Regions from separate parts of the Homo sapiens genome. Here region 1 is linked to region 2. A link is an interaction called in ENCODE POLR2A ChIA-PET data of the cell type or tissue named here. Cell type or tissue: OCI-LY7. All regions are shown on one strand. Each heading gives the region's core, and the rest is flanking DNA. Links, peaks and the distances in the headings are about the cores only. Region 1 overlaps FAM20B (FAM20B glycosaminoglycan xylosylkinase). Region 2 overlaps ABL2 (ABL proto-oncogene 2, non-receptor tyrosine kinase).

Region 1 (2,920 bases), core at 156-2,655, 160 kb after region 2:
GACATGGGAGACTTTTCATTTTGTTCTGTGCTAAGAAAAGTTCTTCTGCCTTGGGATCCTGTTGATCTGTGACCTTGCCCCCATCCCTGTGCTCTCTGAAACATGTGCTGTGTCCACTCAGGGTTAAATGGATTAAGGGCGGTGCAAGATGTGCTTTGTTAAACAGATGTTTGAAGGCAGCATGCTCGTTAAGAGTCATCACCACTCCCTAATCTCAAGTACCCAGGGACACAAACACTGCGGAAGGCCGCAGGGTCCTCTGCCTAGGAAAACCAGAGACCTTTGTTCACTTGTTTATCTGCTGACCTTCCCTCCACTATTGTCCTATGACCCTGCCAAATCCCCCTCTGCAAGAAACACCCAAGAATGATCAATAAAAAAAAATAATAAATAAATAAATAAAATGCCACAGGGTGCAGAGGAGAGTAATAGCTGTCTCTGAGTCCAAGTATTCAGCGATCCTGGACGTGTCATATCTGCTGCTCATGTATTTAAATACAACCCCAGACACATATTTCTACTTAGTCCTTCGCCAATTATTTTTCAAAATTAAAATACCTGCAAACCATGGATAATCAAAACTGGGTACATTAAGTAAAGGGAAAAAAATATGCCCATACCATCTAGCTATTAGCAGAATATAACCAGAAAACTAATAAAGCCTGGTACTATGGCAGCACTACTACGTCTGGAATGGTCAAGCATATAACAAGGATATTCATGTCACAGACATAAAGAACTGCTCCTTCTAGCATGGGGCTGACCACACTCTGGGCAATTCTTAAGTTAAAAGGCTCCAAATACAAGATTTTTGCAAGGGTGTCAAGAACATACAATTCCGTCTCACTTGCATCCTGAGAGGTTGCTTTCTACTCCATAAGGCCATTTAAAAACATGCACAGGCTTGCTCTGCTCTATGCCTGCAGACAGCACAGCACTGAGGTAAGACAAAGATGACAAGAAGATAACAGGATGTTGCTTCACTCTCCAATTCATTTAACAACTCAAACCATTAATCCAAAAAATAAAACCAATACAAAAAAATAGAGCAAATGATTCAGGCTAAGACACTCCCACTTAAACGTGATACTGCTCCCTTAATAACAACTGGAAACAATCAAAAGCAGCTTATCAGAGCAATGTATTCTGAGGGCAACACTTTGCAGTGGGCCAGCTGAATGAAGTTTATTCTCAGTGATTAACCACTCCTTTTCTGTTCATGAAGGAAGCAGAAAGTGAGAGTTAATTTCAAATTCTAATTATTCCCTGCCACCTGTTTTGTTTCATCATCATCTCCCAGGGTACACAACACTATTAGCTGAAACAAAGGCAATTCAAGTGCATCTAAAATGTAATTGTGATGGTATCAAGTTTGGTGTGGAACTCAGTAAAACAGTTCCCTGTGATTACTGATAACAGCAGTGCTAGCAGAGAAGATTTCAGAGATTTTTGCTAGTTCTAATGCAACCTAAACCACACAACATTTTCAAGTGCTTGTTCAACAGTACACTTCTCAGGCTGCAGAGATAAAAGGCAATATGGAAATCTAGTTGTATTGACAATCACTTCTTCAGCATCTCCAGATGCCACTAGCTACAAATGCAATACAATTCTGGCACAAAGGGGTCAGCTTCATAGGCTTTTACTTTCTACAGAACATCCTTCAGGACTAAAGTCTGGTTAACCCATAAACTTTTTTCTTTTTTTTTTTTTTTGAGATGCAGTTTCGCTTGTGTTGCCCAGGCTGGAATGCCATGGAGCAATCTCGGCTCACCACAACCTCTGCTTCCTGGGTTCAAGCGATTCTCCTGCCTCAGCCTCCCAAGTAGCTGGGATTACAGGCATGCGCCACCACGCCCAGCTAAGGCTTTTGCATTTTTAGTAGAGACAGGGTTTCTCCATGTTGGTCAGGCTGGTCTTGAACTCCTGACCTCAGGTGATCTGCCAGACTCAGCCTCCCAAAGTGCTGGGATTACAGGCATGAGCCACTGTCCCGACCAACCCATAAACTTTTAATCGTATTGCTCATTCATTTAGAATGAAGAAAATCCTCCCCCTCGTGCTATATAAATATATCACATCCAAACATTTTGCACAAAGGTTAGAGCTGTGGTTTTTTGTTTTGTTTTTATCATCAATGCAATAAGAAGTTCTAACAGTTCCAAAATTCAGATAAGAAAAACGGTCCAATCCCACAATCCAAGTTTGTGTCCTTTTAAGTTTTGAAACTTATTTCAAAACTTCTCCTTTTGAAGCGGCCTCAGACGAACACATTCATCAATTCAGGGCCATAAACAATTCACTCACTCAGCTAGGTTAGAAATTTACATTAAGGGAACTGGCTGGGGACAGTGCCTCACGCCTGTAATCCCAACACTTTGGGAGGCCGAGGCAGGCAGATCACCTGAGGTCAGGAGTTCAAGACCAGCCTGGACAACACGGCGAAACCCCATCTCTATGAAAAATACAAAAATTAGCTGGGCGTGGTGGTGGGCACCTGTAATCCCAGCTACTCAGGAGGCTGAGGCAGGAGACAATAGCTTGAACCTGGGAGGGAGAGGTTGCAGTGAGCTGAGATCGTGCCATTGCACTCCAGCCTGAGCGACAGAGTGAGGCTCCGTCTCACAAAAAAAAAAAAAAAAAAAAAGACCGACATACAGAAAGCAAGCAAGCAAACAAGAAATAAATTCATATTAAGGGAACTGAAGGGTTCTATTATTTCACTATTTCCTTCTGCAGATTCTAAGTGAGGGCAGGTTAAAAAAAAAGAGACTAAACAAGTTTTCATGTTTGTGATTACAGTCACCACATCCTGGTGGAATGAGTAAGAGTGCAATTTGTCATTGTTCTTTACAGCCGTCTTTCATTTCCACAGCCACCAACTTCAGTGCTCATCACCTTCTTTTGGACCACAGAAAGA
Region 2 (2,920 bases), core at 171-2,670:
GTGTGTATCAAAATCACCTGGAAAACTTTTTTTTTTTTTTTTTTGGCACAGGGTTTCACTCTGTCATCCAGGCTGGAGTGCAGTGGCGTGGCACAACTCGTTGCAGCTTTGACCTCCTCAGGCTCAGGGGACCGTCGCACTTCAGCCTGTCAAGTAGCCGGGACTATAGACGTGTGCCACCACGCCAGCTAATTTTTATATTTTTAGTAGAGACATGGTTTCACCATGTTTCCCAGGCTTCTCTTGAATTCCTGGACTCAAGTGATCCGCCCGCCTCAGCCTCCTAAAGTGCTAGGATTATAGGTGTGAGCCACTGTGCCCAGCAGAAAACAATTTTTTTTTTTTTTTTGAGACAGTTTCGTTCTTGTCACCCAGGCTGGAATGCAGTGGCGTGATCTCAGCTCACTGCAGCCTCTACCTCCTGGGTTTAAGCAATTCTCCTGTCTTAGCCTCCCGATTAGCTGGGACTACAGTCACATGCCACCACGCCTGGTTAATTTTTGTATTTTTAGTAGAGACAGGATTTCACCATATTGATCAAGGTAGTCTCAAACTCCTGACCTCAGGTGATCCACCCTCCTTGGCCTCCCAAAGTGTTGGGATTACAGGCGTGAGCCACCTCACCCGGCCTTTTTTTTTTAATTTTTTTTTTTTTTTTTTGAACCAAGCAGGTGTATTCTGGAAGAAAATCAGACACCCTCCCTGGTTAAGAATTAGTTAACTATAATGTATTGGTGAATTGAGTTTATAGTCTTTTGGTGGGGGTAAAAGGGCCCTCAAAGTCATAGCAGGTTTAGTTGTACAGCCTTGAAGAGTATTTGATTTGCTCTTTAGCTTTTTCAATATATATTTTTTATTATCCCTTGGGTGCCATTGTTGCTATTGAGAAACTGTCAGTATAATTGTCCTTTCTGTAGACAATCTGTCATTTCTATCTGGTGGTTAAATTTTTTTTTTTGTCTTTAGTGTCTTGCATTTTCACTGGAAAGTGACTAGGTATAGATTTCTTATTATCCTACTAGCAATTTTTTGTGCTTCCAGAAACTACAGCAGTTTTTGGAAAAGTCTCAGCAATTATATCTTCAAATATTGCCTCGTTCTCATTTTTCTTTTCTTTCCCTCTTGAATGGTATTTAGATATGTTGGACATTCTATTCTGTCCTCATGTTGCATAACTTCTGTTTGATATATTCAATTTTTGTATCACCATGCTACATTTTGTGTATTCACAGTCATCTTTAGCTGAGCTAATCTGCTATTTGATTCATCCATTGAACTAATTTCAATTATTATGTCTTTTATTTCTGCAGGTTCTGTTTGATTCTCTTTAAAATCTGGTCTTATAAAAAAATTGTGGTAAAATACATGTAACATAAAATTTACCATTTTAACCATTTGAAAATGTACAGGTCAGTGGGGTTTTTTTTTTTGTTTTTTTTTGTTTGTTTGTTTTTTAAGACTGAGTTTCACTCTTGTTGCCCAGGCTGGAGTGCAGTGGTGCTGATCTTGGCTCACTGCAACCTCTACCTCCTGGGTTCAAGCGATTCTCCTGCCTCAGCCTCCCGAGTAGCTGGGATTACAGGCACCTGCCACCACACCCGGCTAGTTTTTGTATTTCTAGTATAGATGGGGTTTCGCCATATTGGCCAGGCTGGTCCTGGAACTCCTGGACTATTCTATTCCAAGTTGCTACTTCCTGAGAGGGTCACTGGATGTCCCCCTTGGAGAAGGAATCACCTTGGATTACCATCTTTAAATCTTAAAGGGATTTTTCTCATAGGTATTCTACTTAAGTACAGACAAATAATTTAATCATCCCATAGTGTATCCACCATATTTGTGGCTTGTAAATGTTTTAAAACTTGGGCATAAGTAGCTGATAAGTTACAAAAAAGATACAAATTTCAATAAGGTAATTTTAGTTAAAGTGACAGGAAATGGGGGTGCATTTTGAATAGAAAAACACAGAACTCCAAAAACAAGACAAAAAACCATGTTATTTCCAAAGAGAACATCTCAGTTGTGCAGAAAGAATTAACATAGCAGGCCTGATTGAGACTGATATGCTTAGCGAGGTCTGCTTGCAAGGTTGGCCCTTGGCTGGCATCTAGGAACTTGGATTTGGGGAGGAACTCCTGGCCTCAAGTGATCCGTCCACCTCGGCCTGCCAAAGTGCTAGGATTACAAGCGTGAGCCATTGCTCTTTTCATACTGTTGTGTAACCATCCATCACTACCATATAACCATACATGACCACCATCCATCTCCAGAACTCTTTTCTTCTTCCAGACTGAAGCTCTGCATCTGTTAAATTATAATTCCCCGTTTTATAATTTCCTCTAGCCCTTGGCAACCACATTTTACTTTCTGCCTTTATGAGTTTGACTACTCTAGGTTCCTCATATAAATGGAATCATATAGTATTTGCCCTTTTGTAACTGGCTCATTTCATTTAACTTAATCTTCAAGGTACATCTGTGTTGTAACGTGCAGGAGAATTTCTTTTTTTTTATTTAAGGGCTGAATGATATTTAATGGTGTGTATGTAGCCCATTTTCTTTATCCACTCATCTCTTTATGGACTACTTTGATTGCTTCCACTTTTTGGCTATTGTGACTAATGCTGCAGTGAACATGGGCATGCAAGTATATCTGAGTTCCTGCTTTCAATTCTTTTGAATATATATATACAGAAGTGAAATTGTTGGATCATACAGTAATTCTATGTTTAATTTTTCTGAGGAACCACCATACTGTCTTCCATAGTGGCTTTACCATTTTATATTCCCACCAATAATGCACAAGGGTTCTAGTTTCTCCATACCCTCACCAACATTTGTTATTTTCTGTGTTCGTGTGTGTTTTAGTAATAGCCATCCTAATGGCTGTGATGTGGTATCTCACTGTTTTTTTGTTTTTT

Evidence for each region. Peaks named below come from ENCODE experiments on the same cell type or tissue, not always from the same donor. Only the 100,000 strongest peaks of a DNase experiment are listed, where the experiment ranks them.
Region 1: POLR2A ChIA-PET joins it to region 2 with 5 read pairs; 3 of 35 experiments call an interaction of 5 or more read pairs at or near these places.

Annotation. Positions count from the first base shown.
Region 1 is chr1:179,037,207-179,040,126 of GRCh38, reverse strand. All of the region lies in intron 1 of FAM20B (FAM20B glycosaminoglycan xylosylkinase), which reads right to left. Among named protein-coding and RNA genes, the nearest start is that of FAM20B, 13 kb to the right of the region's middle. In OCI-LY7, for the core only: no CTCF peak of the experiment used is centred there; DNase peaks (open chromatin) are centred at 936 and 1,216; H3K4me3 peaks cover 628 bases; H3K27ac peaks cover 1,851 bases.
Region 2 is chr1:179,195,297-179,198,216 of GRCh38, reverse strand. All of the region lies in intron 1 of ABL2 (ABL proto-oncogene 2, non-receptor tyrosine kinase), which reads left to right. It also overlaps the pseudogene LOC124900432. Among named protein-coding and RNA genes, the nearest start is that of ABL2, 33 kb to the left of the region's middle. In OCI-LY7, for the core only: no CTCF peak of the experiment used is centred there; no DNase peak of the experiment used is centred there.